Linked DNA regions of Homo sapiens: region 2 is linked to region 1. Evidence: read pairs that join two places in POLR2A ChIA-PET (ENCODE). Cell type or tissue: K562. All regions are shown on one strand. Links, peaks and the distances in the headings refer to the core of each region. The heading gives the core; the rest is flanking DNA.

What was found. Peaks named below come from ENCODE experiments on the same cell type or tissue, not always from the same donor. Only the 100,000 strongest peaks of a DNase experiment are listed, where the experiment ranks them.
Region 2: POLR2A ChIA-PET joins it to region 1 with 5 read pairs; 13 of 35 experiments call an interaction of 5 or more read pairs at or near these places.

What each region holds. Positions count from the first base shown.
Region 1 is chr3:129,229,556-129,246,024 of GRCh38, forward strand. LOC105374102 (a long non-coding RNA gene) reads left to right here and starts at 1,187. Exons shown (of 3, transcript XR_924473.3): 1 at 1,187-1,315; 2 at 3,780-3,934; 3 at 6,102-6,456. RefSeq lists enhancers at 1,853-2,354, 4,220-4,339 and a cis regulatory region at 16,067-16,469. In K562, for the core only: no CTCF peak of the experiment used is centred there; a DNase peak (open chromatin) is centred at 9,536; H3K4me3 peaks cover 375 bases.
Region 2 is chr3:129,094,595-129,111,063 of GRCh38, forward strand. It overlaps RAB43 (RAB43, member RAS oncogene family), which reads right to left. Exons shown (of 3, transcript NM_198490.3): 2 at 392-575. ISY1-RAB43 (ISY1-RAB43 readthrough) reads right to left here. Exons shown (of 13, transcript NM_001204890.2): 12 at 392-575. The coding sequence ends at 431. Among named protein-coding and RNA genes, the nearest start is that of RAB43, 19 kb to the right of the region's middle. In K562, for the core only: no CTCF peak of the experiment used is centred there; no DNase peak of the experiment used is centred there.

The DNA of each region.
Region 1 (16,469 bases), core at 5,611-13,610:
CGGGTCTTGGGCCACACTGAGTTTGACGTGGTTGCAGGGTCATGCTGGAGACTAAGATCAAGCAGGTTGGTGCTCCATGGCCGTGTGACTGACCCTCAATAAAAAACCTGCACACTGAGGCTTGGGTGAGCTTCCCTGTTGTCAACACTCCCTGCAGGCTACCACGCATCCTTACGGGAGAATGAAGCACGGTCCCTACAACTCTTCCGGTAAGGCCACATGGAAACTCGCACCTGCTCTCTCCCAGATTCTGCCCTAAACACGTTTTCCTGTGCTGATTTTAATCTGTATCCTTTTGCTGTAATAAACTATAACCATGAGTATAGCAGCTTTTCTGAGTTCTATGAGTCCCCCTAGCAAATCACTGAACCTGGGACCCCCCCACACACCAGTTAAAAAGGACACTTTTTGGGCCTGGCGCGGTGGCTCACGCCTGTAATCCCGGCACTCTGGGAGGCCGAGGCGGGCGGATCACAAGGTCAGGAGATGGATACCATCCTGGCTAATACAGTAAAACCCCGTCTCTACTAAAAATACAAAAAATTAGCTGGGCGTGGTGGCGGGTGCCTGTAGTCCCAGCTACTCCGGAGGCTGAGGCAGGAGAGTGGCGTGAACCCGGGAGACGGAGCTTGCAGTGAGTCGAGATTGTGCCACTGCACTCCAGCCTGGGCAACAGAGCAAGACTCTGTCTCAAAAAAAAAAAAAAAAAAAAAGGACGCTTTTTCTTTTACAGACAAAATGTCGAGAGTCCCCAGAACTTAAGTAACTTTCCTGAACTGAATGCAGGTTCTTGAATTTAAAGCCCTGTCTCTTGCTGCCCTGCCCACTGACTCTCACAAGGATAGGGCAGGCAGTGAGAATGTGGAAGCAGAAAGACCACATGACTGACAGTTTAAAGTATAGTCATGTGTCACTTAACGGTGAGGATATGTTCCGAGAAATGCCTCCTTAGGCAATTCTGTTGTGTGCACATCACAGAGTACACTTACACAAACCTAGATGGAAGAGCCTACTGCACACCTAGGCTGAATGGGACCAGCCTGGCCAACATGTTGAAACCTCAACTCTACTAAAAATACAAAAATTAGCCAGGCTTGGTGGCATGTGCCTGTAATCTCAGCTACTTGGGAGGCTGAGGCAGGAGAATCACTTGAACCTGGGTGGTGGAGGTTGCAGTGAGCCGAGATCACCCCACTGCACTCCAGCCTGGGCGACAGAGCAAGACTGACTCAATTTAAAAAAAAAAAGATAAAAATGGTGCATCTCTATAGGGCGTTTACCATGCCTGGAGCTTGTGGGACTGGAAGTTGCTCTGGTGAGTCATTGAGTGAGTGGTGAGTGAATGTGAAGGTCGAGGGCATGACTATGCCCTATGGCAGACTTCATAAACGTTGTATACTTAGGCTGCACAAATTTATAAAATATATTTTTCTTTCTTCAATAGCAAATTATGCTTAGCTTATTATAACTTTTTTACTTTATAAACTTTTAAATGTTTTTAATTTTTTGACTCTTTAGACACTTAGCTTAAGACAAACACATTGTACAGCTGTACAAAATTATTTTCTTTTCCTTCTTTTTTTTTTGTAGACATGGGGTCTCCCTATGTTGCCCAATTTATTTATGTCCTTATTCTTTTTTTTTTTTTTTTGAGACAGAGTCTTGCTCTGTCACCCAGGCTGGAGTGCAGTGGCTCAATCTCGGCTCACTGCAATCTCCGCCTCCTGGGTTCACACCATTCTCCTGCCTCAGCCTCCCGAGTAGCTGGGACTACAGGCGACCGCCACCACGCCCAAGATTGAGCCACTTCATTCCAGCCTGGGCAACTCCATCTTAAAAACAACAAAAAAAGTAAATACATACACCAGTAACAATTGTTTATGGTCACTACCAAGTATTATGTACTGTGCTTTTCTATGACTGGCAGCACAGTAGGTGTGTTTACACTAGTATCACCACAAAAACATGAGTAATGCATTGCACTATGACTTTAAGACAGCTACAGCATCACTAGGTGGTGGGAATTTTTCAGCGCCATTGTAATCTTGTGGGCCACTGTTGCATATGCGATCCATCATTGATCAAAATGTTGTTACATGGCTCATGACTGTAGGTGGCTATTAAGGCTCCTTCTGGCTGCAACGGCCTATAAACCCGGCAGTCAATAAGCACTTGTTGAACTCTTAGACTGAGCAATTAATTGCTCACCAGGGGTGCCTGGAGGTTTGTGTGCACAAGGCCATCCAGGCTGCAGAGTGGAGGGAAGACTGGAGAGGGGTAGAGGGGGTGGAGGCTGCTTCAGGAGCCCAGGGAGGCAGACTGGGACCAGGGTGGCACAGGGTGGGAGGGTCAGGATGGATCCTAGTGACCGTGCAGGAAATGGGCTACGGAACACCTCTCCTGGGAAGCTTGTTCCCCCAACCTGGTGCTGTCCGAGGTTTATCCATTTCAATCAATGATGTTGGCTTATTAAAGCCAGGAACAGAGGTGTCACCTTGGATCCCTTCCACTGTCTTGCTTTACCCACCCATGTCAATTCTACTTCCAGATAGATCTGACAAGGGTCCTCTTTCCTCCCTCTCCACCCTGCTCCACCTTAGTCCAAACCATTTGCCACTTTTCGTCTTTGCACTGGTCGATCTCCCCGCCTTCTCATTCCTCAGGTTTCATCTGCTACGTGGCCTCCTAACAGAAGGCTTCTCTGCCCATCCCCATGACAGGAGGTCCTCTCTTGATCTCTGTCACAGCTTCCTCTTTTACCCCTTATGAGTTTGCTTACTTTCTCTAATAATAACTAGCATTTATTGAGCACCTACTGTGTGCCCGATGCAGTTCTAAGCACATTGCATTATAGTAACCCATTTAGTGCTTATTTACCCAACTCTGTTGTATAAATTTTTTTTTTTTGAGATGGAGACTTGCTCTGTTGCCCAGGCTGGAGTGCAGTGGTGCGATCTCGGCTCACTAAAACCTCTGCCTCCCAGGTTCACACCATTCTTTTGCCTCAGCCTCCCAAGTAGCTGGGACTACAGGCACCCACCAACATGCCTGGCTAATTTTTTTGTATTTTTAGTAGAGACAGTTTCACCGTGTTAGCCAGGATGGTCTTGATCTCCTGACCTCGTGATCCACCCACCTCGGCCTCCCAAAGTGCTGGGATTACAGGCTTGAGCCACCACGCCTGGCCTCCCTATTTAAAAATTTAAAAAATTTCTCTATTTAAAGTTAATTCCAAAGCTAAGGAAACTGGTTTAAAACTATCACCTCAGCTAGACTGTGGCCATTATGCGGGTAGAGATTTTGCCTGACTTGTTTATTTTTATTATATATATATATATTTTTTTTTTTTAGAAGGCGTCTTACTCTGTTGCTCAGGTTGGAGTGCAGTGGCACGATCTCGGCTCAACTGCAACCTCTGCCTGCTGGGTTCAAGCAATTTTCCTGTCTCAGCCTCCCGAGTAGCCGGGACTATAGGCGCACGCCACTATGCCTGGCTAATTTTTGTATTTTTAGTAGAGATGGGGTTTTGCCATGTTGGCCAGGCTGGTCTCGAACTCCTGACCTCAGGTGATCCACCCACCTCAACCTCCCAAAATGCTGGGATTACAGGCATGAGGCTCTGCACACAGGCTTGTTTCTGGTTTTATTTTTGTTTAATTTTTTTAAAGGAATCACTTCCTGGCTGGGAATTGAACCCAGACTGCTGCAGTGAAAGAGCATAATGTTAGCTACTGGCCCACAGCATGAGACTCCCGGTCCTGTTTGTTGCTCATCCCCAGATACGCAGCCTGGTCTACAGGAAGAATTCTATGTATATTTGCTGAAGAGACAAAGAAGGATGTGGATGAATTGGATGTGGAGAATGAGAGGAAAGAAAATGTCAAGGATGGCTCTAATTTCTGGCTTATGCAACTGAGTGGTGCCATTGAGAGAGGTGAGCTGGTCTGCAGGGACTTGGAACAGGTTGATGAGTCTGGTTAGGGAAACGTGGAGTTAGGAAATCAGTTCCTATGTTGTGCTGTGTTGGGAGCTCTGGGCTGGGTGGTGGATCTAGATTTAGGTGTCATCAGCACACCAGTGGTAGGTTGGTTGAAAGTGATTGAGATCACCCAGGGAAGCTTGCTGAGTGAGAAGAGGAAGTCTAGGGCTGAGCCGTAAGCAAATGCCAACATCCAATGGGCAGCAGGAAGGACCCTGCAAAACAGTGTGAGATGCAGCAGGCAAAAAAGGGAAGTGAGAAACCAGGGCAGGTGACCTCCGGAAGCCGAGGAAAAGAGAAGAGGGTACCATGTGGTACTTGTAAGCATCACAGGGCTGGAGCAAGCTTTTTTTTTTTTTTTTTTTTTTTCCTTCTCTTTGGTCTGCATCATCTTGGCATGCACAATTTCTTTTCTTTTTTTTTTTTTTTTGAGACGGAGTCTTGCGCTGTCGCCCAGGCTGGAGTGCAGTGGCATGATCTCAGCTCACTGCAACCTCCGCCTCCTGGCTTCAAGCAATTCTCCTGCCTCAGCCTCCTGAGTAGCTGGGATTGCAGGTGCATGCCACCACGCCTAGCTAATTTTTTTGTATTTTTAGTAGAGACAGGGTTTCACCGTGTTAGCCAGGATGTTCTCCATCTCCTGACCTTGTGATCTGCCTGCCTCGGCCTCCAAAGTGCTGGGATTACAGGCATGAGCCACCACACATGGCCGCAATTATTATTATTATTATTTTTGAGACAGAGTTTCGCTCTGTCGCCCAGGTTGGAGTACAGTAGAGCAGTCTTGGCTCACTGCAACCTCTGCCTGTCAGGTTCAAGCGATTCTCCTGCCTCAATCTCCCAAGTAGCTGGGACTACAGGCATGCGCCACCACGCCTGGCTAATTTTTGTATTTTGAGTGCAGACAAGGTTTCACCATGTTGGTCAGGCTGTTCTCTGAACTCCTGACCTCAAGTGATATGCCTGCCTTGGCCTCCCAAAGTGCTGGAATTATATGTGTGAGCCACCATGCCTGGCCTGCATGCACAATATTTTAAAACATGTTGAGTCTGTTGCCAAAAATTTAAAAATCAGAGTATTTCTTTTGAAATCTCCATTTCCAGTTTCTCTGGAAAAATCTCAAGATTGGCCATTCTGGGCCTGAATTCCTGCATACCAACAGCCAGGTGCAGTGACTCACAGCCGTCCCGTTACCTGAGGTGTGCACTCTCCTATTTGCCTCAGTCCCTACCTCTCTCTATCGTATCCCTGCCACCAGAGGCCTAACAGATATTATTCACCATCTCTCTTGCATTACTGCTTTTCTTCTAGTAAAGTTAAGAGAAGGGAGAGGACTTCTTAAGTTTATGTTACTGTTGAAAGTGAGAAAATGGTACACCCCTATAGTCCCAGCTACTACAGAGGAGGATCCTTGAGCCTGGGGGTTGGAGGCTGCTGTGCCCTATGATAGTGCCTGTTAATAGCACTCCAGCCTGGGCAACATAGCAAGATCTTGATTCTTACAAAAGAGACAGAAAAAAAAAAATAAAGTGGGAAAATGAAAGATAGACAGAGACAGTAAGTATCTCTTGAAAAATAGGAGGAAGCATATTTCTTTTTTTGTCATTGTTGTTGTTGTTGTTTGAGATAGGGTCTTTGTCACCCAGGCTGGAGTGCAGTGGGGTGATGACGGCTCACTGTACTCTTGACCTTCCAGGCTCAGATGATCGTCCTACCTCAGCCTCTTAAAAAGCGTATTTCTTAATGAATATGAATAATACTTCTATATTTTACTCACTTGCCTTCTCTGCTTAAGATAGTTCTTTTTTTTTTAAAAGCTTATAAATAACACAAATTTATTTCTCACAGTTCTAGAGGTTGGAAGTCCACAGATTCACTGTCTGGTGAGGGCCTGTTTCCTGGTTTGTAGATGGTATCTTCTTGCTGGGTCCTTACACTGTGGAAAGGCTGAGAGATTTCCAGTGATCTCTGCCTCCTGGGGTTTATGGCCTGTGTCAACTCCTCCCTTTGAAAGTGGGCTGGACCTAGTGACTTTATTCTACCCAATAGACTATGACTAAAGGTGATGGGATGCTCCTTTGTAATAAGGTTACCAAAAATTATTACTTCCCTCTGCCAGCAGACTCTCTCTCTTGCCTTCTTGGTTGGCACACTGGGGAGAAGCGAGCTGCAGCGTTGGAGAGGCCCATGTGGCAAGGGACTGAGAGCAGCCTCTGGCCAACAGCCGGTAAGCAACCAGTGAGCAACCGAGGCCCTCAGTCCCACAGCATGTGAGGAACTGAGTCCTGCCAATGATCATGTGATACTGAAGGAGGGTCTTTCTTTAGCTGATCCTACAGATGAGAATCTAGCCCTTGTGCTGCCTCATGAGAGACCCTGGAGCAGAGGCCCCAGCTGAGCTATGCCTGGATTCCTACCCACAGAAACTGGAAGACAATAAAAGTGTCGTTTATGTTTTTTTATTCTGGTAAAAATCATATAACATGAAATTTTTCCATTCTAACCATTAAAAACATGTCTTTTTGTGTGTGTGAGACAGGGTTTCGTTCTGTCACCCAGGCTAGAGTGCAGTGGTGCAATCTCGACTCACTGCAACCTCTGCCTTTCAGGCTCTAGTGATCTTCCCACCTGGTCAGCCTCCCAAGTAGCTGGGACTACAGGTGCGCACCACCATGCCCAGCTAGTTTTTGTTTGTATTTGTAGTAGATATGGGGTTTTGCCATTTTGCCTAGGCTGGTCTCGAACTCCTGGGCTCAAGCGATCCACCCTCAAAGTGCTGGGATTACAGGCATGAGCCACTGTGCCCAGCCTTATTTTTAAAATTTTTTAAAATTTTTTTATAGAGAGGGGTCTCAATATGTTGCCCAAGCTGGTCTCAAACTCCTGGCCTCAAGCCATGTTCTCAAGCTTCCTAAAGTGCTGGGATTACAGGTGTGAGCCACCATTTCTTTCTTTTTTTTTTTTTTTTGAGACGGAGTCTCACTCTGTCGCCCAGGCTGGAGTGCAGTAGCACCATCTCGGCTCACTGCAAGCTCCGCCTCCCAGGTTCATGTCGTTCTCCTGCCTCAGCCTCCTGAGTAGCTGGGACTACAGGTGCCTGCCACCATGCCCGGCTAATTTTTTGTATTTTTAGTAGAGACGGAGTTTCACCGTGTTAGCCAGGATGGTCTCAATCTCCTGACCTCGTGATCTGCCCGCCTCAGCCTCCCGAAGTGCTGAGATTACAGGCGTGAGCCACCACGCCTGGCCCATGCCTGGCCATTTCTAACCATTTCTTTTTGTTTATTTGAGACAGCATTTCACTCTGTCGCCCAGGCTGGAGTGCAATGGCAATATATCGGCTCACTGCAACCTCCACCTCCCGGGTTCAAGCAATTCTCCTGCCTCAGCCGCCTGAGTAGCTGGGACTACAAGCGCATGCCACCACGCCTGGCTAATTTTTTGTATTTTTAGTAGAGACGGCGTTTCACCGTGTTAGCCAGGATGGTCTTGATCTCCTGACCTCGTGATCTGCCGCCTTGGCCTCCCCAAGTGCTGGGATTACAGGTGTAAGCAACTGTGCCTGGCCCATTTCTAACCATTTCTAAGAGTACACTTAGGCCACACATGGGGACTCATGCCTGTAATCCCAGCACTTTGGGAGGCGAAAGCAGACGGATTGCTTGAGCCCAGGAGTTCAAGACCAGACTGGGCAATATAGCAAAACCTTGTTTCTACAAAAAAAAAAAAAAACGAAAATGAAAATTAGCTTCACATGGCGACCCACACCTATAGTCCCAGCTACTTGGGAGGCTGAGGTGGAAGGATCACTTAGGCCCAGAGGCAGAGGTTGCAGTGAGCCGAGATCATGCCACTGCACTCCAACCTGGGTGACCAGAGTGAACTTTGTCTCAAAAAAAAGTACACTTCAGCAGCATTAGCTATGTTCACATTGTGGTATAAGAGATCTTAGAACTTTTTCATCTTGCAAACTGAAAGTATATACTCATCAACAATTTCCATTTCCCTCCCTAAGCCCCTGGCAACTACCATTCTGCTGTTTCTTTGAGTGTGACTACTTTAGGTACTCAAATAAATGGAATCATACAGTATTTGTCTTTTTTTTTTTTTTTTGAAATGGAGTCTCGCTCTGTCGCCCAGGCTGGAGTGCAGTGGCACGGTTTTGGCTCACTGCACTCCGCCTCCTGGGTTCACGGCATTCTCCTGCCTCAGCCTCCCAAGTAGCTGGGACTACAGGCGCCCACCACCACGCATGGCTAATTTTTGTATTTTTTTTTTTAGTAGAGATGGGGTTTCACCGTGTTAGCCAGGATGGTCTCTATCTCCTGACCTTGTGATCCGCCCACCTCGGCCTCCCAAAGTGCTGGGATTACAGGCATGAGCTACTGCGCCCGCCCGTATTTGTCTTTTTATGGCTGGCTTATTTACTTAACATAACATCCTCAAGTTTCATCCATATTGTAGTAAGTGAATGATTTCCTTCTTTTTAAGGCTAAATAATATTCCATCATATGCCATATTTTTCTTATCCATGTATCCTTCAATGGACACTTGTGTTGCTTCCACATTTTGGCTATTGTGAATAATGTGGCAATGAATGTGAGTATGCAAATATTCTCACTGACATCCTGCTTTCCATTCTTTTGGGTATATATCCACAAGTGGGATTGCTGAATTACATTATAATCCAATGTTTATTTTTTTTAGGAGCTGCCCTACAATTTTCCACAGCAGTTGTACCATTTTATATACCCTTCAACAGTGTAAAGGGAAGGCCAGGTATGGTGGCTCACGCCTGTAATCCCAGCACTTTGGGAGGCCGAGGCGGGTGGATCACCTGAGGTCAGGAGTTCAAGACCAGCTTGGCCAACATGGTGAAACACCGTCTCTACTAAAATACAAAAATTAGCCAGGCATGGTGGTGGGCACCTGTAATCCCAGCTACTCGGGAGGCTGAGGCATGAGAATCGCTTGAACCCAGGAGGTGGAGGTTGCAGTAAGCTGAGATTGCGCCATTGCACTCCAGCCTGGACAACAGAGTGAGACTGTCTCAAACAAAACAAAACAAAACAAAACAAAACAAAACAAAACAGTGTAAAGGGTTCCAATGTCTCTACATCCTCACTAACAATTGCTATCTTCTGTTTTTTTGGTAGTGGCCATCCTAATGGGCACAAGGTAGCATCTCGTTAAATGTGCAGGGATTTTTGTAGGGTTTATTTGTGTGTGTTTTTTTTTGAGGCAGGGTCTGTCTGTCTCCCAGGCTGGAGTGCAGTTGTACAATCATAGCTCACTGCAGTCTCTACCTTCTGGGCTCAAGCAGTCCTCCTGCCTCAGCTTCTCAAGTAGTTGGGACCACAGGCGTGCACCACCCTGCTCAGTAATTTTTTACATTTTTTGTGTATAGATGGGGTCTCACTATGTTGCCCTTCCTGCTCTCAAACTCCTGGTGTCAAGCGATTCTCCCTCTCATCTTGTCCCCACAAGCGCTGGGATTACAGGCGTGAGCAACCACACCCAGCCCCAGCTTTCTCTTTGTGATGACTCTGGGGGAACTTTGTTTCACTTCTCTTGCTCAACCTTTCAGCAACATTTGAAACCAATGACCACTCCCTTCTTGGAATTCACCAAAGGAAATGGTATGTTACTTATCTATTGCTACTTAAAAATGATCTCAAAACTTAGCTGCTTAAAACAACACATGGTTGGGCACAGTGGCTCATGTCTGTAATCCCAGCATTTTCAGGGGCCAAGGTGGGAGGATTAATTGAGCCCAGGAATTTGTGACCAGCCTGGGCAACATAGCAAGACCCCATCTCTACAAAAAATACAAAAATTAGCCGGGTATGGTGGTGTGCGCCTGTGGTCCCAGCTACTCGGAAGGCTGGGGTGGGAGGGTCGCTTGAGCCTAGGAGTTCGAGGTTGCAGTGAAACATGATTGAGTCACTGCACTCCAGCCTGGGTGACAGATCCAGACCTTGTCTCAGTAAATAAATAAATAAGATAAAATATAAAAGAGAAGGCTAGGGACATTGGGTAGAGCAGATCCTAGTGGAGAAGTGGGGGTAGTGGCTGGCCTAGAAGAGAAGAGGCAAAGACAGGGAGTGAGTAAGGGCCACTCTTTTTAAGGAGCCATCTCTAGATTTTTATGGGTTGTCTATATTCTTTCCTGCGAAGGAGAGAGAAATGAGGAGTAGGAGATGGTGAGAGAGAGGGTTTTGTTTTCTTTTTATTTTTACGTTGGGAAAGAAACACCTCTGGCAGGGCACGGACCACAGCCCAGGCTGGATGGCTCCGGAGCTTGCACGTTACCCAGGATGCACTGCTGGCTTGCCTAGTTCTGAAGTAAAATAATGACTAATATAAACCAGCAATATCCTGATATTTTTTCCTGATGACTACTTTGAGTCTTTTTTGGGGAGTAAATATCAAATATTTAATTATTTCAGGTATTCTCCCTCCCTTCCTTGCTCTCTCGCCTTGGTGCCCCTGCTTGACTGGGGTGCAAATACTTGTTTACTGTGTCTCTTGGGCAATCCAGCTCTGTGCTCTTCCTCCCCTACCCACCAACTCCTGTTTAGGGCTCTTCCAGCCAAGCTCACATATAGTAGGTCCCCAGTGACATGTTTTGCATGAGAAAACAGTCATCCAATGGCTGCACTTCCTGGGGACTTCTAAGCTCAAGGCCCTTCCCAAATTGCTCCATAAACACCCTTCAGGGAGCTGATGGAATGGGATCGGGGCAAGGCGTAGCGAAGTGGGCAGTCCTTGCACAACAAATGCACGTTGCTTTATTCACACGAAGTGATTTGTGTACACTCCATGATCAGGGAGATTTTAGCTATTATGGAAAGGCAGACTTGTTCCAGGAGATTTTGACTACAAAATGTTATGGACCCAGGTACAACCCAATGTTTACTGTGCCCACGTTATGATGGTTTGAACAAGGAAGTGCCACTGAGGGGTTGGGGTGGGGGGCATAGGCCTGGAAGACCTCATCATAGACACTCCCTTTTGGTTTTTTGGACTGTCATTATTCTCAGTCTGCTGGTGGGTGGAGATGTTCCAAACCCTTCCTATTAATTGTCACCAGCTCCTGGTGAGTCACTAATAGCTATTCCACCACACCAGCCCTCCGGTCCTCCTGGAGGGTGGGGAGAGCTTGCAGACGGCTGCTTTTCCTACTCTACAGTGGCAGGAAAGCTGGCTCTTAGGAACCTAGAGGCTTTGCTGCAGGCCTCTTCAGCTTACAGTCACACACTCAGAAGAGCAGGATGGTGTTAATTTGCTTCAGAACTTAGGATCCATAAGAAGCTGGGTAGGTAGAGTGCCCTCAGATCCCCAGACCAGGGCTCTTTCAACTTTATCACATGAAAAGAAACTCAACCATTTGCACACAGATATTGATTAGGCTTTAGATGTTACATTATGTTTTTCTTCTTAGTAAACCCTTAAGTGATCAATGTAAAGTGATCTGGAGTGCAGCAGCAGGATCACAGTTTACTGCAGCCTTGAATTACTGTGCTCAAGTGGTCCTCCCACCTCAGCCTCCCAAGTAGGTGGACTACAGGCACATGCCACCACACTTGGCTAATTTTTAAAATTTTTGTATGAATGGGTTCTTGCCATCTTGCCTAGGCTGGTCTTGAACTCCTGGGCTCAAGCGATCCTCCTGCCTTGGCCCCCCAAAGTGCTGGGATTATAGGCATGAGCCACTGCAACCAGCCTGGAATTTCTTTCTTTTTTTTTTTTTTTTTGAGATTGAGTCTCGCTCTGTTGCCCAGGCTGGAGTGCAGTGGTGCGATCTCGGCTCACTGCAAGCTCTGCCTCCCGGGTTCACGCCATTCTCCTGCCTCAGTCTCCTGAGTAGCTGGGACTACAGGCGCCCGCCACCATGCCCAGCTAATTTTTTTGTATTTTTAGTAGAAACAGGGTTTCACCGTGTTCGCCAGGATGGTCTCCATCTCCTGACCTCGTGATCTGCCCGCCTTGGCCTCCCAAAGTGCTGGGATTACAGGCGTGAGCCACCGTGCCCGGCCCCAGCCTGGAATTTCTTATTGCAGAAAAAGAGCAAACCTGGAGTTGCTCAGACCAGGGGGCTGGAATCTTGGTTCTGGTATTCATTCATTTAACTGATATGTACTGAGTACCTATTTTGTGCCATGCCCTGTGGATATGGCAGACAAGGAACTTACATTCCAAAGGTAAACAGAAGATGATAAAAAACAAATGCTGACTTTGGGAGGACAAGGCGGGTGGATCGCCTGAGGTCGGGAGTTTGAGACCAGCCTGACCAACATGGAGAAACCCCGTCTCTACTAAAATTAGCTGGGCATGGTGGTGGTGCATGCCTGTAATCCCAGCTACTTGGGAAGCTGAGGCAGAATTGCTTCAACCTGGGAGGCGGAGGTTGTGGTGAGCTGAGATCGCACCATTGCACTCCAGCCTGGGCAACAAGAGAGAAACTCTGACTCAAAATAATAATAATAATAATAATTATTATTATTATTATTAGCGGAGCATGATGGAGCATGCCTGTAATCCTGGGGAGGCTGAGGCATGAGACTCTCTTGAACCCGGGAGGTAGAGGTTGCAGTGAGCCGAGACTGGGCCACTGCTCTCCAGCCTGGGCAACAGAATGAGACACCATCTCAAAAACAAACAAACAAACAAAAAACAAGTGCAGTTAATTTTATGTGTCCACTTGACTGGGAGTCAGATGCCTAGATATTTGATCAAACATTATTCAGGGCAGGGCATGGTGGCTCATGCCTGCAATCTCAGTGTTTTGGGATGCCAAGGCAGGAGGATGGCTTGAGGCCAGGAGTTCAAGACTATCCTGGGCAACATAACAAAATCCTATCTTTACAAAAAAATGGAAGAAAAAAACATTAGCCAGGTATGGTGGCATGCAACTGTGGTCCTAGCTACTTTGGAGGCTGAGGTGTGAGGATTGCCTGAGCCCAGGAAGTTGAAGTTGCAGTGAGCCGTGATACTGCCACATGGACGGCACTTTAGCCTGGGTGACAGAACTAGACCCTGTCTCTAAACACACACACACACACACATGCACACACACACGCGCGTGCACAATGACAACAACAAAACCACACACACATTATTCTAGATATTTGTGTGAGGGTGTTTTTGGATGAGACAAACATTGAAATCAGTGGACTGAGTAAAGCAAACTGGACTTCTGTAACATGGGTGGGCTTCATCCAGTCAGTTTCAGAGAAGTATCATGGTTGTCCAATAAACAGATAAAAGATTTTCAGCTTCTGGAAAAGCAAATTAGGCCCTAGTGAGATACCATTTAGATCCACTAGATCGGCAAAAAGTGAGTTTAATCATACCAAATTGGAGTGGATGTGGATCCATGGTGGGAGTATGATTGGTGGAAACGCTTTGGAAAACAATTGTTCATCCTGTAAAGTTGAACAGCCTAGGCATTTCCCCTCCTTGGTGTGTATCCAAGAGGCAATCCTGCATATATGCATGAGAACACAGGCACAAGAACATTTATAACAGCATTTTTTTAGTAATAAAAAAACTAGAAACCATGTAAATGCTCAGCAAGAAGAAAATTGGTAAGAACATTGTGGTATATTCACCCTAGAATATTATATAGTAGTGAAAAAGATAATGGTGATTACATCAAGTCCTAGAATACTACCTATGGTATGATACCATTTTTATAAAGCTCAAAAACTACTAAACTCATTGTTTAAGCGTGTCTATATATGTATTTTTTTTTTCAAAAGGGAGGGAGACAATATGTTAAAATTTCAAGATGGTAGAGTTACTCTGGGGTGGGCAGGGCATGATGGCATAGGGGAGAAGCTCTGGTTATTGGTAACGTTCCGGATTGGCATTTGGGAGGTGAGTTCGTGGGTGTTCATGGCATCATTATGGTCTAAAACTTACACATGTTGACATATATTCCTTCGTTTGAATGAAGCATAAATAAAAAATGTACAAAGGAAAAAAGAAATGGCTGATTTTCTGCTTGTTACTTTGCTGCATGTTCCTAAAGCTCCCTCCCTCCAAAATATATGTTTTTTTCCTGATAAGAGAAAAATGAAATATATTAAGTAATCTCTTTTTTTTTTTTGAGACGGAGTCTCGCTATGTCACCTAGGCTGGAGTGCAATGGCGTGATCTTGGCTTACTGCAACTTCCGCCTCCCAGGTTCTAGCAATTCTCCTGCCTCAGCCTCCTGAGTAGCTGAGACTATAGGCGTGCACCACCATGGCCAGTTAATTTTTGTATTTTTAGTAGAGACAGGGTTTCACTATGTTGGCCAGGCTGGTCTCGAACTCCTGACTGCAGGTGACTTCTTGCCTCGGCCTCTCAAAGTGCTGGGATGACAGGCGTGAGCCACTGCACCTGGCCTATATTAAGTAATCTTGGAAATGCCTCTTGCTAAATTCAGGAATCATTACCAGTAGAATTGTGTTAGCATGCTCAGAGAAATGGTGTAATAGGTTGGGCTTGGTGGCTCATGCCTGTAATCCCAACACTTTGGGAGGCTGAGGGGGGAGGATCACGTGAGCCCAGGAGTTTGATACCAGCCTGGGCAACATGGTGAGACCCTGTCTCTATTTTATTATTTTTATTTATTTATTTATTTATTTTTTTGAGACGGAGTTTCTCTCTCGTCACCCAGGCTGGAGTGCAATGGCACAATCTCCACTCACTGCAACCTCTACCACCCGGGTTCAAGCGATTCTCCTGCCTCAGCCTCCCGAGTAGCTGAGATCACAGACGCTCACCACCATGCCTGGCTAATTTTTGTATTTTTAGTAGAGACAGGGTTTTACCATGTTGGCCAGGCTGGTCTCAAACTCCTGACCTCATGTGATCCACCTGCCTCAGCTCCCCAAAGTGCTGGGATACAGGTGTGAGCCACCGTGCCCGGCCCGTCTCCATTGTTTTTTTTTTTTTTTTTGAGACAGAGTCTCACTCTGTCGCCCAGGTTGGAGTGCAGTGGTGCGATCTCCACTCACTGCAACCTCCGCCTCCTGGGTTGAAGTGATTCTCCGGTCTCAGCCTCCCGAGTAGCTGGGATTATAGGCGTGCACCACCATGCCTAGCTAATTTTTGTATTTTTAGTAGAGATGGGGTTTCACCATGTTGGTCAGCCTGGTCTCGAACTCCTAACCTCAGGTGATCCGTCTGCCCTGGTCTCCCGAAGTGCTGGGATTACAGGCATGAGCCACTGCACCCAGGCCCCTGTCTCTATTTTTAAAAATAAATAAATAAGGCTGGGAGTGGTGGCTGACGCCTGTAATCCCAGCACTATCCGAGTCAGAGGTGGGCAGATCACAAGGTCAAGAGGTCAAGACCCCTGGCCAACCAACATGGTGAAACCCTGTCTCTACTAAAAATACAAAAATTAGCTGGGTGTAGTGGTGCACGCCTGTAGTCCCAGCTACTCAGGAGGCTGAGGCAGGAGAATCGCTTGAACCCAGGAAGGCACGGGTTGCAGTGAACTGAGATCGTGGCACTGCACTCCAGCCCGGGCGACAGAGCGAGACTCCGTCTCAAAAATAAATAAATAAAACATAATAAAAATAAATAAATACATACATACATAAAAAGGGTAAAAAGAAAAATGGCATAAGGAAAACATGTTTATGAAGCTGATGGGACACCCCGGGTTGTCTAATAACCGTGTGTCCAGGTCAAACCTTGATTTTACCCCGAGCTCTCCTTTTAGTTGATGGCTTGTGATTCAGGGTAAGTAGCAGTCTGTGGAAACCCAGGAAACTGGTTTGATTCCCAGCTGTGTCATTCAGTTGGCATGTGTCCTTCATCAATGTACATAATGTCTGAGATTCAGGTTTGTGCCAGTGAAGTCAGCATGATGTTTACTTTGAACTTTCATTAGGTGGGCTCAGGATAAAATACATGAAGTGCTTCTCGCCTGGTGAGTCCTTGATAAACGCTAGCACTTGTATTGTGGTCCTCCTGCCCCAATAATGATCACACCTTAGCACAATGTTGCCCTTCACAGTTTGCAAAGGCGGGGGCGCTTATATTCATGATCTCATCCTAAAAAAGTCTAATTTTTGTTAACAACAGCTCATATGTATAGAGTACTTGCTATTTTTACAAGTATTATGTAACAGTGGGTGCTCAACAAATGCCGAATGAGTGAGGGCATAGTTTCAAAAGTGGGCGTGGGTGGACAAGAAAACAGGTGACTTACTGGAAAACTCATTTTATGAGGCTGGAAGCTGCCTCTAAAGCAAGGGTAGTCCTGAGTCTCCCTGTTATATTGAAGGGAGTTAGTCCCCGGACTCTGAAACTGCCCTGGGTCACCCTAGTGGACAGACAGGGCCTGGCATGGGGGCTTCAAGCCTCTTCCAGCTGTGCCGTCGCTAAAAAACTAGAGGTAAAATTAAAGAGTTGGTGCCACCTAGAGGGCAAGAGAGTGCATCTCAGAAGAGGGCTGCGGAAATCCTTAGAATATGGAAGGTGGTGG
Region 2 (16,469 bases), core at 3,940-11,939, 140 kb before region 1:
AGCTCCGCCTCCCAGGTTCATGCCATTCTCCTGCCTCAGCCTCCCCAGCAGCTGGGACTACAGGCGCCTGCCACCACAACCGGCTAATTTTTTTTTATTTTTTTAGTAGAGACGAGGTTTCACTGTGTTAGCCAGGATGATCTCGATCTCCTGACCTTGTGATCCGCCCGCCTCAGCCTCCCAAAGTGCTGGGACTACAGGCGTGAGCCACCGTGCCCGGCCTTGAATGTAACTTTCTAAGTGATTAGCAGGATCAGGATTTGCAAAACCATGGCTCAAACTCTGGCTGGGACTCCCTCTGAACTCAGGGTTACACTGTGTTTAAAAAGCAGAGGGAGGCATGGACAGGCAGAGTGATGGGATTTGTGGTCCCGAGGAATCCCCAACTCACCGATCAGCAGCTGCACAATGTTGGAGCCCGCATACTTCCTCACATCCTCAATCCAGTGAGGCACCGACAGGAAGGAGCTCCTCTTGGTGATGTCGTAGGCAAGGATGGCCCCATTGGCACTGCGGTAGTAGCTCTGGGTGATGGTGCGGAACCGCTCCTGGCCGGCCGTGTCCCAGATCTGCAGCTAAAGAAATAAGGTTCCTCAGTGAACCCAGTGGCACAGGCTGAACATGGGGACAGGCAGAGTGACCCCACAGACCCACACCCAGAGCTGTGGTTCCACTGGGCTAGGAGGCCTTCTGAGTCCTTAGAAAGCAACTCAATGGCTCAACCTTGTTGGAAAAATGGGGAAGCAAAGGGAAGGTGAGCAGCCCCTGTCCTGGCCCTCTAGGGTCCCCAGGGAAAGATGGAGGAAGGGGTACACTCTGAGCTGACCCAGGTCCTCCGCGTGCCCCTCCGTGTGCCCCTCTCCCCTCAGGACTGGGCCCACTGCTGCGAAAACAGAACCACCAGTGCTCAAGCGGCCGGCGGCTGGAAAGCTGGCTCCAGGTGCACTGCACGGCCAGCAGTAGGCACGGCCAGGTACCCTCCCCTACAAGAGCATCACGTACCCAGCTGTGTGTGAGGCTCCTCCAGCATTAGGGTTCCCTCAGGACTCTACAGCTTGGTGATGAGGACTGTGGGAAGGGTGACTGGTGGTGGCAATGGGCAGAGTCCTCCCATGGGGCCTTTAAGTACAAGGCAGTTTCCACCAGCTGACCCAGCTTGGCCAAAGCAAGGAGCTTTGGCCACCCATGTCTTCATTTAACACCTACTCTGCCCCATCTCCCACCAGATGTGGGCTGTGGAGAAGAGGTGCCCATGGGTGGGAGGAGCTTCCCTAGTGTCTTTTAGAAGCAGAGTCTGGCAGGATGGATACCAGGCCAGGTAGGGGCAGAGGTCTGTGCGGGGCCAGGAGGCTGCCCACTCTGGGCAGAGATCACCAGCCAAGGGGCATATGCCAGGGATCTTGGTGACCAAACACCTTGGGGATCGGGTGTGCCTTCTCTGCCCCACCAATCACAGGTTCTCATGGCTCTCTGAAGACTGACACCCAGCTTGTGGCGTGTGCCAAGCTGCAGGTCCATCAGCCCCCTTTGCAGGCACAAACACTCGGGGTGTCTCTTTACCTAGTTCTCAAGGTATGTGAGAAAGGTCTTTCTCTCAAGGTCTGTCTGGGGTGGGGAAAAGCCACAGAGGCCCAGACAGTTCCTGAAGGCAGGGCCTCTGCCCCTGGCACTGTGGAGGTGACCACCATTGCCCCAGCCCCAACACAGAAGTCTGAGAGTGAAAGCTCTGGGCCACAATGTGCCAAATAAGACTCCTCTTTCCTGAGTTGTCCCATTTACTCCTCAGTGAGTGGCTCTAAGAAAACCAGGCCTATGTTCCATAGTTCATGCGTCTTGCAGCTCATGCATGGCAGCATGGGGTGAAGTGCAAGGTTTATGTGTGTACCACACAAGCCTGGGATCCAGATAACCTCTGGTGTGGAGATAACTCGTCTCCACACATAACACGAAAGACACCGGCCAAACAACAGCAAAAACACAACACAGAAGAAACAACACAGAGGCAAAGTACTCAAACAATCGTCAATGTTTCAGAAATAGGGAAAGATTCATGGAACAAGGAAAGAATAGTATCTTTTTTGGTGAGGCGCATTCAGAAAGAAAAAAGAGCTCAATTAAAAATATGATTAACATACATGAAAAATGCAACATCAGGGTTGGAAGATAAAGTTGAAGAAATCCCTCCAAAGTAGAGAAAAAATACAAAGAAATGGAAAAGAGAGAAAATAAAATTGAAAGCCAGGTGCGGTGGCTCAAGCCTGTAATTCCAGTACTTTGGGAGGCCAAGGCAGAAGGATCACCTGAGATCAAGAGTTCGAGACCAGGCTGGCCAACATGGTGAAACCCCATCTCTACTAAAAATACAAAAATTAACCAGGTGTGGTGGTGCACGCCTGTAATCCCAGCTACTGGGAAGGCTGAGGCAGGAGAATCGCTTGAACCTGGGAGGCAGAGGTTCCAGTGAGCCGAGATCACGCCACTGCACTCCAGCCTGGACGACAGAGTGAGTGAGACTGTCTCAAAAAAAAAGAAAAGAAAAGAAAAGAAAATTAAGAAGCAGCCTAGGAGAGCAGGATAATCAGAGTTTCAGAAAAAGAGAACAATACAATCAAGGAGAGGAAATCAAGTATTTCAAGAAAAGTATCCAGAATTGACTGAGGGGCCCACCAGGCACACACACAATGGAGCAGAGCAGACCACACTGCATCCATGGGCAGAAGTTCCAGAACAACAGGCAAGAAGAAAGAACACAAAAGACCCATGTGGCATTAGACAGCCAACAAAACAATGCCTTAAAATGAGGAGAAAAATTATTTCCAACCTAGAATTCTCTACCCAACCAACCAGTAGTCAAGTGTGAGGGTTTAATAAAGGCACTCCCAGACATACAGTCCTCGAAAAATTCACCTTCCTGCTACCCTTCCTCAGGGAGTGACTGAAAGTTCCTCTACCTAAAGAAATCAACAAAAAATAAGAAAATGTGGGATCCAGAAAACAGAGAGTTCAACTGAAAAGGGAGGCAAAGGGAGATGCCAGGATGATGGAAAGAGAGATAAATCCCAGGATAATACCTGAGCAGCAGCCTAGACATCAGCCAACTTGGAGCCGGTCAGAGGGCTCCTGGAGCAGCTTCCAGCCATGGCAGCATCGCTGGTGGCAGAGTAGCCCTCCCTCCACACACACCACAGGACTGGAGAAAATATATGAGGCTGTCGTTTTTGGAATGTAGATAACAAGCGGCCTGAGACCATAACCCCTAAAAAAGGAAAAACTCATGAAAGGCACCTCATGATCATTGTGACACTCTACCTGGGAGTTTCCTGACCATGGGGCTAGAATCCAAGCAGAGCACAGTGGTCCCACTGAGCTAAGGAGGCAGAGATCAGGGTCTGGAGCAGATGATGTGATGAAATGAGAAGACATAAGTAGGGGGAGCCCAAAAGTCTATGTGAGGTGTCCCAGTGAGCTCTTGACCAGAGAGTGCCCCTTCCAGAGTTGAGAACAGACCAGAGATAGAGGTTCAGGAGTGCTAGGGGATGCTGAAGTTCCAAGCCAGACACAGTGAACAGGCCTCATTAGTGTCTCATTAGCGACCCGTATATGAGCTATCAGAACGTCACTATGGGTGAGGACCATGCCTAAAGAATAGGCCTCCATAGACCTGCCCTCACCAACATAAGCCTTGGGTTTGGAGGTTGAGTTCTGCCACATTAGCGAGGCTCAGAAACACCTTAGTCTTTCCACATATCCACCCTAACAAAACATAAAAAACAAGCCTAAACGAATAACTTCAAGGTGATCAGCCAGTAACTGAATTGACTACTAGGACAAGAATCAACACTCTTCTAAAGAAGGTAACAGAATCCAGAGTCTCGTTAAGTTATCAACCACAATTTCCATATACTATTGAAAATTGCTAAACGTGCAAAGAAACAGGAAAATATGAACCACAGATAAGGGAAAAAGCAATCTATTGACACTGATGCCAAAATGGCCCAGATATTGTATTTAGTAGGGAGACTTTAAAGCAGCGATTTTAAATATGTTCAGAAAATTACAAGGAAAGTATGTTCAAAGAGTTAAAGAAAAACATCGCCATAATGAGTGGACGAATAGGGGATTTAAGGAAATAAATGAAAAATTATTTCTTAAAACATAAATGTTTTATTAAACTATTTATTATTATTAAAATTACGGGCTGGGTGCAGTGTTTCATGCCCATAATCCCAGCACTTTGGGAGGCCAAGGCAGGTGGATCACTTGAGGTCAGGAGTTGAAGACCAGCCTGGCCAACATGGTAAAACCCCATCTCTACCAAAAATACAAAAATTAGCCAGGCATCGTGGTATGCTCCTGTAATCCCAACTACTCGGGAGGCTGAGGCATGAGAATCCCTTGAACCTCAGAGGCAGAGGTTGCAGTGAGCCCAGATCACGCTACTGCACTCCAGCCTGGACAACAGAGCAAAACTGTCTCAAAAAATATATATATGTTAAACTTAATTTTTTTTTTTTTGAGACGGAGTCTCACTCTGTCACCCAGGCTGGAGTGCAGTGGCGCGGTCTCGGCTCACTGCAACCTCCGCCTCCCGGGTTCATGCCATTCTCCTGCCTCAGTCTCCCAAGCAGCTGGGACTATAGGCGTCCACCACCATGCCCAGCTAATTTGTTGTATTTTTAATAGAGACAGGGTTTCACTGTGTTAGCCAGGATGGTCTTGATCTCCTGACCTTGTGATCTGCCCACCTCAGCCTCCCAAAGTGCTGGGATTACAGGCGTGAGCCACCGCGCCTGGCCTTAATTTTTTTTTTGAGACGGAGTTTCGCTCTGTTGTCCAGGCTGGAGTGCAATGGCACGATCTTCGCTCACCGCAACCTCCGCCTCCTGAGTTCAAGTGATTCTCCTGCCTCAGTCTCCTGAGTAGCTGGAATTATGGGCACGTGCCATCACACCCGGCTAATTTTGTATTTTTGGTAGAGACAGGGTTTCTCCATGTTGGTCAGTCTGGTCTCGAACTCCCGACCTCAGGTGATCCACTCGCCTCGGCCTCCCAAAGTGCTGGGATTACAGGCGTGAGCCACTGCGCCCAGCCTAAACTTAATTTTTAAATTAGTGGAAATTCTAGAACTAAAAATTATAGTAAGTGGAAAATTCACTGGATGAACTTAATAGCAGATTATAGATGGCAGAAAAAAAAAATCAGTGAACCTGAAGAAAAATCAATAAAGAGTTAATATGAGGAAGGGGAAAAAAGATTGAAGAAAATGAATAAAATCGGAAGGATATGTGAGATAATACCAAACTGTCTCATACTCACATAATTGCAGTTCCAGGAAAAGATAGTGATAATGGGGGAAGAATACTCAAAGAACTAATGACTGAAAAATCTCCAAATCTGATGAAACATACCTGGCTTAAAGATCCAAGAAGCTCAGCAAACCCCAAGCAGAAAAAATACAAAATACACAAAAGCAGATCACAGTCAAAATGACAGAAAACAAGAATAAAGGGGAAATATGAAAAGCAGTCTGATAAAAGACATATTCCATACATGGGAACAACAATACAAATGACAACCACTTCTCAGAATAATGGAAGCCAGAAGACAATGCTGAGAAGTGCTAAAAAGAAAAAAACAAGTGCGGAAAGAAAAAACTCTCAATGCTGAAGTACTTGTCAAACAAAATTTTCCCTCATAAGACAGGGTGAAATCAAGACGTTTGCAGATAAATGGAAGTAGAGAGAAGCTCCTTGGAAAAAAGCTGCCCTGCAAGAAATGCCAGATGGTACCACTGCACTAAAGCCTGAGCAACAGACTGAGACCCTATTTCAAAAGAAGAGGTGGAAGTGGCTGCTCTAGGGCAGGGGGTTGGCAATATCCTAAGACCTTCTGCTACCAATCCTTGTAGAACCAAATGACTCCTCAAACCACACACAAGTTAAGTTTGCTTAAAATAAAAACTAAATGAAAAACCAACAAAATAACTACTGATTAAGGTATGTAGGCCAACCAGCTGGTGAACTGTGGGCAGTAATGGAGAAGATATTTTGGGAAAGTAGACCCTTCCCATGGCTGGTAGTATTCCCATCCTATTCCCCCAAATTAGAGGAAGGGAAGGATACAGGGTAGCGGTGGTACGCTGGGGCCAACAAGCCTGAGCTCATGACCTGATGCTCTGTCACCAGCTTTGTGTCTCTAGGCTAAAACTTCATTCTGTTTTTCTTTTTTTTTGAGACGAGTCTCGCTCTGTCGCCCAGGCTGGAGTGCAGTAGCGTGATCTCTGCTCACCGCAACCTCTGTCTCCCAGGTTGAAGCGATTCTCCTGCCTCAGCCTCCCGAGTAGCTGGGATTACAGGCGTGTGCCACCACACCCAGCTAATTTTGTATTTTTAGTAGAAACAGGGTTTCGCCATGTTGGCCTGGCTGGTCTCGAACTTCTGACCTCAGGTGATCCACCCGCCATGGCCTCCCAAAGTGCTGGGATTGCAGGTGTGAGCCACTGCGCCCGGCCATTCTGTTTTTCATCCGTACAAAAAGGTGCTGTCAGAGTCAAATGACCAAACCCATGTGCCCAAGTGCTAGCATGGAGAAGGTGCTGATAAATGCATCCGTTTAACAATATTTACTGAGCTATTATAATTTTGTGGCAAATGTTTTTAATATACACAAAGGAACTTAAATGCAAAAGAGAATACATATAGTACCAAAAGAAAAACATACTAGGCTGTGTACATGAGTCGTTCATTTTTCATTCAACATGCGCTGAGCTCCTGCCTTGTCCCAGCCTCTGCTCTGGTAACTGGGGATATAGCAGGGAACGGAGCAAAACCAGCTCCATCCTAGTAAGAGGAGACAGAATGTGCCACAGATCCTTTTAGAAGGTGATCATGAGCACGCTACAGAATGTGAAAGCCAGGCAGACAGCACAGGGGGTGGATGCCAGCCTATTTGATGATCTGAGCAAGTGTCTGAGCTGAGGCCTGAGTGATGAAGAGCCAACCACATGGACGGTGTTCAGGCAGGGGAACAGGACAAAGGCTCAGAGGCAGGAGAATGCTTACCGTGTTAGAGACATGGAAAGGGCAGTGTGGCCAGATGGCCGTGAAGAAGGAAACTGGGAGGAGACACGTTCAGAGACATGGGCCAGAGCCAGAGCATATAGGATCTTGCAGGCCAAAGTTAAGAGTGTGGATTTCATTTTTCTTGCAACGTAAAGCCACTGGAGATTGTCTCAGGCAGGGAAATATGAGCCAGTCTCCTCTTTTCTCCCACTCACATATCTTATCAGCGCACCCTGCACTCCAGCCACTGCTGCAGCAACCAGCTTTGCACACACACAAAGGCCTGCCCACACCGTGCCCCTCACTCCCTGCCTGGGAGCATCTCTGAGTCTGGCCAGGGAGGCCTGCCGGAAAGCACTGTGTGCTCATGCCTCCATGACCCAGAAGAGAGAGGCCTCCGCACCCTAGGGATCACCTGTGACCAACGGGGAACAGGGATAAAGCTCTTCTCTCCCACCTCTCAGAGGGACCACTGTGAGACACATTCCTCATGCACCTTGTAAAGTCCTCAGGGTCAAGACCACTGCCCATGGCAGCTAAATGAAAGATGCAGCTCTATCTAAGCCTTGCCTCCTTCTCCAGGTCAGTCTCCAAAACAAAAGCTAAGCATGTGAGCCCTTCTCTCTGGCTCTGTTTTCCACGGGAAGCCTGGGCTAAGACAAGATGTGCTCTGGTTTGTTTTTAAAATATCACAGCCAGGCATGGTGGCTCACACCTGTAATCCCAGCACTTTGGAAGGCCGAGGCGGGCAGATCACGAGGTCAGGAGATCGAGACCGTCCTGGCTAACATGGTGAAACCCCGTCTCTACTAAAAATACAAAAAATTAGCTGGGCGTGGTGGCGGTCGCCTGTAGTCCCAGCTACTCAGGAGGCTGAGGCAGGAGAATGGTGTGAACCCAGGAGGCAGAGCTTGCAGTGAGCCGAGATAGTGCCACTGCACTCCAGGCCTGGGTGACAGAGCGAGACTCCATCTCAAAAAAAAAAAAATCACTCAGGTCACTGGGTGGAGCAGTCTTGTCATGGGATCACAGAGAGGAATTAGTGTAACAGGCAGCTTGATCACTTCACCCATGCCTACTATATTCCAAAAGAGGAGGCGGAAGCCAAGCCAGGAGAGCCCCTTCCCCAGACCAGACCCCTCCCCACCCCAACCAAGCCAGCTGGCATTAGGCAGCACCCAAGGGAGGCTGGATGAGAGCTGAATGCCTCTGATCTGTCACTTTAACTACGTTACTTTTGAAACAGGCAGGTGACAAGACACAGCAACCAGAAACCATCTTACCATCTATTGGAGAGGCCAGGCCTAGGCTCAGTGTCTCAGAAGGCAAGTAGACCCACCCTGTGGACTCCTGGGGGTCCCGGCCATCTCACTCGTCCTTGCCACTGCCTGCAGGCAGAGACCAGGAGCCGACATTATAGAGAAAAGAGGGAGGCTCTGAGGGGCGCTGGGACTCGGCCAAGGCATCCCAACGCAGAGTCCTGGACTCCAGGCTGGCTGTCTCTCTGCCTTGGGAGAGGCTGGGACCAGCAGGGACACTTGGGCTCCAAGTCCCCACTGCATCTGCCCTAGCTGTGCCCTCCTCCTACCCACTTATCCCCACCTCCCTACCGCCACTCCAGCCTCTTACCAGGGTCTACACAAACGGCCTCAGGCCTGTCTCCACACCTCCAATTCACCCAGTCCATTTTCTGCACACAGAACAATGCAGCTTCTGAAACAGTGCTAGGATCTTGTAACTCCTCTGCCGTCAACCCTTAGGTGGCAACCCCAGGATCTGCCTCTAGCTGCCTGCTGGCCATTCCTGGAGTACTCCAAGGCCTCTGCACCGAGGCCCTTGTCCTTGGTGTTCCCTGCCTGAAAAGCTCTCCCAGACGCCCATGTGACTGGCCTCCTCATTCATTCCCATCTATGCTTTTTTTTTTTTTTAGATGAAGTCTCACTCTGTCACTCAGGCTGGAGTGCAGTGGCACGATCTCTGCTCGCTGCAACCTCCGCCTCCCAGCTTAAAGCAATTCTCCTGCCTCAGCCTCCCAAGTAGCTGGGATTACAGGTGTGTGCCACCACGCCCGGCTAATTCTTTTATTTTTAGTAGAGACAGGGTTTCACCATGTTTGTCAGGCTGGTCTCGAACTCCTGACCTCAGGTGATCTGCCCGCTTTGGCCTCCCAAAGTGCTGGGATTACAGGCACGAGCCACCGCACCTGGCCAAGAGGCCTTTCTTAAAAGAGCAGTCCCATCCTGTCCCAACCCCAATTTATTTTTCTTTAGTGCACGTCACTGCCTGACATGCACACACACACACATGCACACACACTTTTTAAAGGTTTACTTTCTCTGCCTCATGAGTTCCACAAGGGCACGGGCTGCATCAGGCTAGTTTTCTGCAATCTGCATAGCACCTAGCACAGTGCCTGGCATGTAGAAGGTGCCCGACAGAAACATAATCTGGAGGAGAGTACTGAGGACCATTTTGCCCCGTGAACCTTTTACACTGTCAGCTGAGCGAGCTGTACATTGTTATGGCTAAGGTGTTTTTCACTGCCCAGGGGACATAAACAACCTTAAACTGCTGAAAACATCTGCCAAGTTGAGAGCGGAAACCGCACTTTCTCTATCCCCCACCCCCAAGCTCTCCTCCTGCACACTCACCTGACCAGCCACTAACCTGACCAGCCAACAGGGACTGTAAACTGTGAATGAGCTCCAAGCCCTCTCACCTAGCATATCACCAGCTATTTGAACTTTTCCCAGCAGGCTTGTCTTATAATTGACTTTCGGGGAAAGGTGAAGTCCAGAAGCATCTACTGGACCCAGAGGGTATGGGTAAGGCCTAATTAGGGAGGAAAAGGGCTCCCAGAGTGTGTATGCTCAGAAAAGCAGCACTCCCCCTCCTCTCCCACTCAGCAAGGGTTGGCAGGTAAGTTTCATATGGGGTGGGGATTTCAAGGCTGCAAGGGTTTCAGTCCTGGGCTTCAGGCCCTTCTTTCACCTTGGTGACAGAAGGGCTCAGTCCTGCCCATCGCTGCCTCAGTCGGGAAGCACATGTTGGGTGAGGGATAAGGCTTCTTTCCTCTTCTAATCTCTAAACATAACTCCCAGCTTATACTACGCTCTGAGTCTCCACACTCATGACAAGGCAGTGCTGTTCTCGCCGTTATCTTTTCTGGGATAAACTGCATTCATCTTAACCTTTTGGTGCACTCCTACCTACCCTTCAGGACCCCAGTTCAAAAGTCTCTCATTTTCCCTGACACCATGGGCCTGTGGTCCAACCCTGAGCAGAATTAACTCTTCTTTCCTTCATGTTCCCATAGCTCTTTACTCTTGCCCCTACAACAACACACATCACAGAATGGGTTATCCATCTAAGTCAAAATGTCCCGCACTATTGGGCTTTGGGGCCAGACAAGTGACATAAAAGGCAGTAAGGAGACAGGACTTGTGGGACCCGCTGGCTATCAGAAAAGGATATGCTATCTAAAACAAGTTCAATAGTAACAAACCAGCCAACCACCCTTCTGCCGGCCAAACAAAACAGGCTTTAGGCCAGGGTGGGAGGCTGAGGTGGGCAGATTACCTCAGGCCAGCAGTTCAAGACCAGCCTGGCCAACGTGACGAAACCTTGTCTCTACTAAAAATACAAAAATTAGCTGGGCATGGTGGTACATGTCTGTCAGCCTGGTTACTCAGGAGGCTGAAGCACGAGAACTGCTTGAACCTGGGAGATGGAGGTTGCAGTGAGCCGAGATCGTGCCACTGCACTCCAGCCTGGGCAACAGAGTGAAACTTCATCTCAAAAAACAAACAACAACAACAAAACAAAACAAAACAAAAAAAACAGGGCCAGGCGCAGTGGCTCATGCCTGTAATCCCAGCACTTTGGGAGGCCAAGGCAGGCAAATCACCTAAGGTCAAGATTCGAGACCAGCCTGGCCAACATAGTGAAACGCTGTTTCTACTAAAAATACAAAAATTAGCCGTGCATGGTGGTGGATGCCTATAATCCCATCTACTCAGGAGGCTGAGGCAGGAGAATCACTTGAACCTGGGAGGTGGAGGTTGCAGTGAGCCGAGACCATGCCATTGCACTCTAGCCTGGGCAACAAGAGTGAAACTCCATCTCAAAAAAAAAAAAAAAAGTTAACATTAAAAAACAAACAAAAAGCGGGCTTTGTAGTGGAAATTGACCTCGGGCTACCACTTGGCTCCTGGTTCCTATGTCCCTCTCTTGCCATCAGGAATGGGTTCCCTGAGGAGAAAGACCCTGTCTTATTCCTCTTGGCACCATCAATACTTGCACAGTGCCTGCACAGAGAAGGGCCTCAACACATCAGCAGTCCACTGTGGGCAGGTCCCAGTAGTCAGGCCCGTGCAGCAGGGCTGAAAGCTGCTTTCCAGGGATTCCTAGTTCACGTTCCCACTGAGTGAGTTCAGATGTGCCCCAGTGGGAAATCAATCCTGCTTACTAGGTTAAAAGCACCACTGAAGTTCGGCTCTGGGACCTGTGTCCAGCATCTGTCCCTCCCAATGGAAACAGAGGAAGGTTTTACTTGACAAGACTTTCTCCTGAGTAACGAAGCAGGCAGTGGAAAGTTCCTTGCTTCTTCATATTAGAGAGGGACCTTGGAAAAGTTAGTTCTCAGGACAAACTCTGAAAACTGGTCAGACTGACCCAAATACAAGTTCCTGAGCTATTTTTCATTGTGTCTTGGGATGTGGTAAGTCAAACCAGGAGGTGGAGTTTGTGGGCCATGCGAGCTCCTGACTGCCGCTGTCCCTCCTCCCACCATGCTGTGGTCCTCCAGGGAAAGGTTTGGCCCTGGGCTCACAAGCAGGCCACAGGCCAGGGAGTGAAGCACTGTGAAGCACCATGGTAAGACAGCAAAACCTCTAGCATATTAACCAGCTAAGGACACAGCCTGCCACCATCTGGCCAGACAGGTGGAGAGAGACCAAAGCAAGGACAAGAAAGGTAAGACCAGGCTGGACCAGCGACACAGGCTGGCGGCAGGCAGAGCAGACTGCAATGCATGCAGTCTGGTGTCGGGGGCACAAATTCTCCTCTGCAATAGGGGAGTAGAGGACCAGGACAGACTCTCATGCCCAAAATTCCTCCCACCTCTTAAAAATGAGTGCCTGAAGGCCCAGCATGAGAAATGGCTTTCTTTGTCCCTTGTTACAATGCAGCTCTCCTTGGGAGGCTTGGTGGCGATGCAGAGTGAAGAAAAATCCAGGATGTGCGTTCCTGTTCCTGTACTCCACCAGCACGTGATGAGGGATGGCCCTGTCAGCTTCTCGCAGTTCAAGTTTCCTCCCCAGTCACCCAGGAAGCACAGTAACCCACGACGTTTTGCAGGCCTGGTGAAAGCAAGGGGCCAGAGGCCATGAAAGCCAGGAAGGCAGAGTTCTGTGGGCACCTGGCACTGTCTGTCAGTGCTCCCTGTGTGTCAGGCCACTTCATCCCGTGACAACCCTAGAAGGTGGGTCTCATTACTCCTTATGTCTGAGGGGTCACAGGAATGAAGCATCAGCAGAGGTCTGTCTGACTCCGAAGCCTGGTGTCCTTTACCATGGACGCGGCTCCTCCGCAAGCACATAGAAACTGCTTCCAAGAAATCTCACTGCCACTGGCACCTCCTGCAGGAATCAAACCCGTTCCTGAACAGCTTGGATGAGAAAAAGGTGCACTGTGGGAAACGACCCTGGCCTCTGGCCAACAAGTCCTGCCTCATCTGCTTGCCAAGTGCCACCTCTTCCGGGTATTCCTCTTCCTCGCAGGAAGCTAAGGGCATCCACGACCAGCCTGCTGCCACCCAAACACCTTGCTTGCTTGCAGGCTCCTTTCAGCACCAGGGAAACATTTGGGGTAATGAGGAAACCAAGGCAGCGTGCAGGAGCTCGCGGTGGGCACCGCTCAGCTGGGGGGCCCATCAGGAAGGGTTTTCAGCAAACATTGACAGCATCCTCAGAGTCAGGGCTGCAAGTGCCAGTGTCCCTGGTAGACAGCCTCTTGGAGCCCTCACAGCCTCCACAAGAATTCCCGTAAACCCCACACCTCTTTTCCCCAAATTCCTCCGCTGCAAGGGCCCAGGCACAAGGGATTCAGATGTCCTATGGCCCACACTGAACAACCCCAACCCTCAAACCATCCCTCCAGTTCCCTGCTACTTTGGTCATCAACGATGGCCCAGACTGGCCTCACGAGTCCCTCACCCTCACCCTCCAAGCCACTCGGTCACCTCTTCAACTCTCTAGAGCAAACCCTCCTCCCCGGGCTCCCAGGCACAGCTGGCTGTTTCGCTGCCTATGGCCCCCAGGCCCACAGCCTGCCAGTGCCACCAGGCTGGCCCTCGTATTTGCCATGCTCTCATCTGCCCCCATTCTCCAGCTGCATGCAGCTTAGACAAACATCACACTCCTCCCTCCCAGGGCCACAGCTCTGCACAGAGGCAGCCATGGCGTTCAAAGCCCTGCCCATCTCACTTCCCTAGGAATCTCTCATGAATCTTCCAGGGCCTCCCTCCCCTTCACGCCTCTGTGGCCCTGAGGAGTGTGGATTAAAGCCCCCCACCAAGCTCCACAGAACTCAGCACACCTCCCTAGGACAGCCACGGCAGCCACATGGCCCTGCCTTCCAGGAACAGCCCTGACTGTCCATGTTTGGCTGGCTGTTGCCACAATGTGTGGAGGTGAAAGATGAGTACTTGTCAGGCCATGCAGTCCAACTCTTGGTTCAGAAGCCTCAGTTACCACAGCCACAGCATTAATAGCATTGCATGCTAATTACCTGTCTACATATATTTTCTCCACCAGAGGTGAGTCCCCAGAGACTGCCTCTTACTTACCTTTCTCTCTCTGGTACCTAGAACAGTGCCTGGGAGAGAGCAGGTACCTAAGGAATCAATGAACAAATAAACCATGCACAAGTTGCCATGCTATGTAATTTACATACAGGGTGTCAGATGGGTAATTCTCAGCCAACAACCATAACTAAGCTCGACAGAGTACCACCTTCCAGGTTCCAAGGGTTCTTCCCTTTTAGCCCTATTTCAACTGGTCTGGTGCTCCAAATGGAAGGCCGTGGCTCTTAAGCGATCAAGAAATAAGTCCAAAGAACAAAGAGAAATCTTTAGAAATCAACAGAAATGGAGAAAGCTGGTAAACACCACCCTAACCAGGTGATCAAACAGGCCCCATTACTAGTATGGAACGTGGCACCGGGGGCTGCCTCCTGTGCTGCAGGATGAAGCCCACAACATCCCCTAGGACGCATTCTTGCCAGAATGGTTTAACTTTAGGCTCATCGAGTCCCCACATTTCTAGCTTACAGGAAATACAAGGAATAAAGAAACAAGTGAAAAGACAACATAAGGAAACCATGAGAAAAAACTACAAGGTGACTCCTACAAAAAAAAAAAAAAATCATGGCTTGTACTGATCTGTAAATTAATTTAAAAAATCAGTGTCATTTGGCTGGGTGCGGTGGCTCACACCTGTAATCCCAACACTTTGGGAGGCCAAGGCGGGCGGATCACGAGGTCAGGAGATCGAGACCATCCTGGCTAACATGGTGAAACCCCATCTCTACTAAAAATACAAAAAATTAGCCGGGCGTGGTGGCGGGTGCCTGTACTTCCAGCTACTCGGGAGGCTGAGGCAGGAGAATGGCGTGAACCTGGCAGGCGGAGCTTGCAGTGAGCCGAGGTTGCGCCACTACACTCCAGCCTGGGCGACAGAGCGAGACTCCGTCTCAAAAAAAAAAAAAAAATCAATGTCATTTAAAAAAAAAGGAGGTGTTGCCGGATGTAGTAGCTCATGCCTGTAATCCCAACACTTTGGGAGGCTGAGGCAGGTGGACCACCTGAAGTCAGGAGTTCAAGACCAGCCTGGCCAACAGAGTGAAACCCCGTCTCTACTAAAAATACAAAAAAAAATTAGCCAGGCATGGTGGCGGGCGCCTGTAATCCCAGCTCCTTGGGAGGCTGAGGCAAGGAAAAGTGCTTGAACCTGGGAGGTGGAGGTTGCAGTGAGCCGAGATCGCACCACTGCACTCCAGCCCAGGCGACAGTGAGAGACTCCATCTAAAATAATAATAATAATAATAATAATATTAAAAGTTAGAATTAAGTCTAAGTAACTTGGTACATAATGTAAAAAAAATTTTGGAATGGGCAATGAGGAGAAAGTAAAAGTGTGCTTGGTTTTGTCTTTTCCTTTTTTTTTGTGAGACAGGCTCTCACTCTGTCACTTAGGCTGGAGTGCAGTGGTGCGATCCTGGCTCACTGCAGCCTCGACCTCCTGGGCTCAAGTGATCCTCCCACCTCAGTCTCCTGAGTAGCTGGGACTACAGACAAGCAACACCATACCTGGCTAATTTTTTTATTTTTTGCAGAGACAGGTTCTCCCCATGTTGCCCAGGCTAATCTCAAATTCCTGGGCTGTAGCAATCCGCCCGCTTCTGCCTCCCAAAGTGTTGGGATTATGGTGGTTCTTGTCTTCTTTAGGTGAAAAAAACAGATCCTGGTAGATAAATTTAAACATGAATTTAAAACTTAATAAAATCAATAGAAACAGCACTATATTTCCAACTTACTAGAAGGCAACGTGGAAGAGAACTGATCAATTCAACAAAAGCAAGCCAAGAGGTAGCTGGATAAATGGGGAAAGAGTATGCTTCCTTCTTGCCTGCCTTCATTCATTCAATAACCAAAAGGTAAAGTACACTGTGCCAAGTGCTTTGATACCTAAGACAAAGTCCATGCCCAGCAGCGCTGAGTGCCTGAGGGTGGAAGGAAGCAAACAGTAACAAACAAGTGAAGTATGACTTGGGGCAATGCAAAGTACTAGGACAAAAAAACAAAACAAGGCAAGTAAGGGCATAATGTTGAAAACATTCTGTGGCTGGGCGCGGTGGCTCACGCCTGTAATCCCAGCACTTTGGGAGGCTGAGGCGGGCGGATCACGAGGTCAGAAGATCAAGACGATCCTGACTAACATGGTGAAACCCCGTCTCTATTAAAAATGCCAGGGGTTGGTGGGGATTGAGAAGTGAGAGTGGCTGCTTATGGTGATGAGGTTTCTTTTGCGGTGATGAAAATATCCTAAAATCAACTGTGGTGATGACTGCACAACTCTTTGAGTATATTAAAAAACAAAAAACAAAAAACAAAAAAAACACTGAATCACGCACTTTAAGTGGGGGAATTTTTATCATATGTGGATTATATCTCCATAAAGATTTTTTTTTTTTTTAAGGAACTTGGGAGAGTGCTACTTTAGACAGGATAGTAAGGTAAGATAATTCAGGGAAAGCAAAATATCAATCTGTTGATGTATGCACTTGTACCACAAATGCACAGCAAACTGGCCCCAAGCCTATCTGGTCACACCTCACCTTCCACCCATC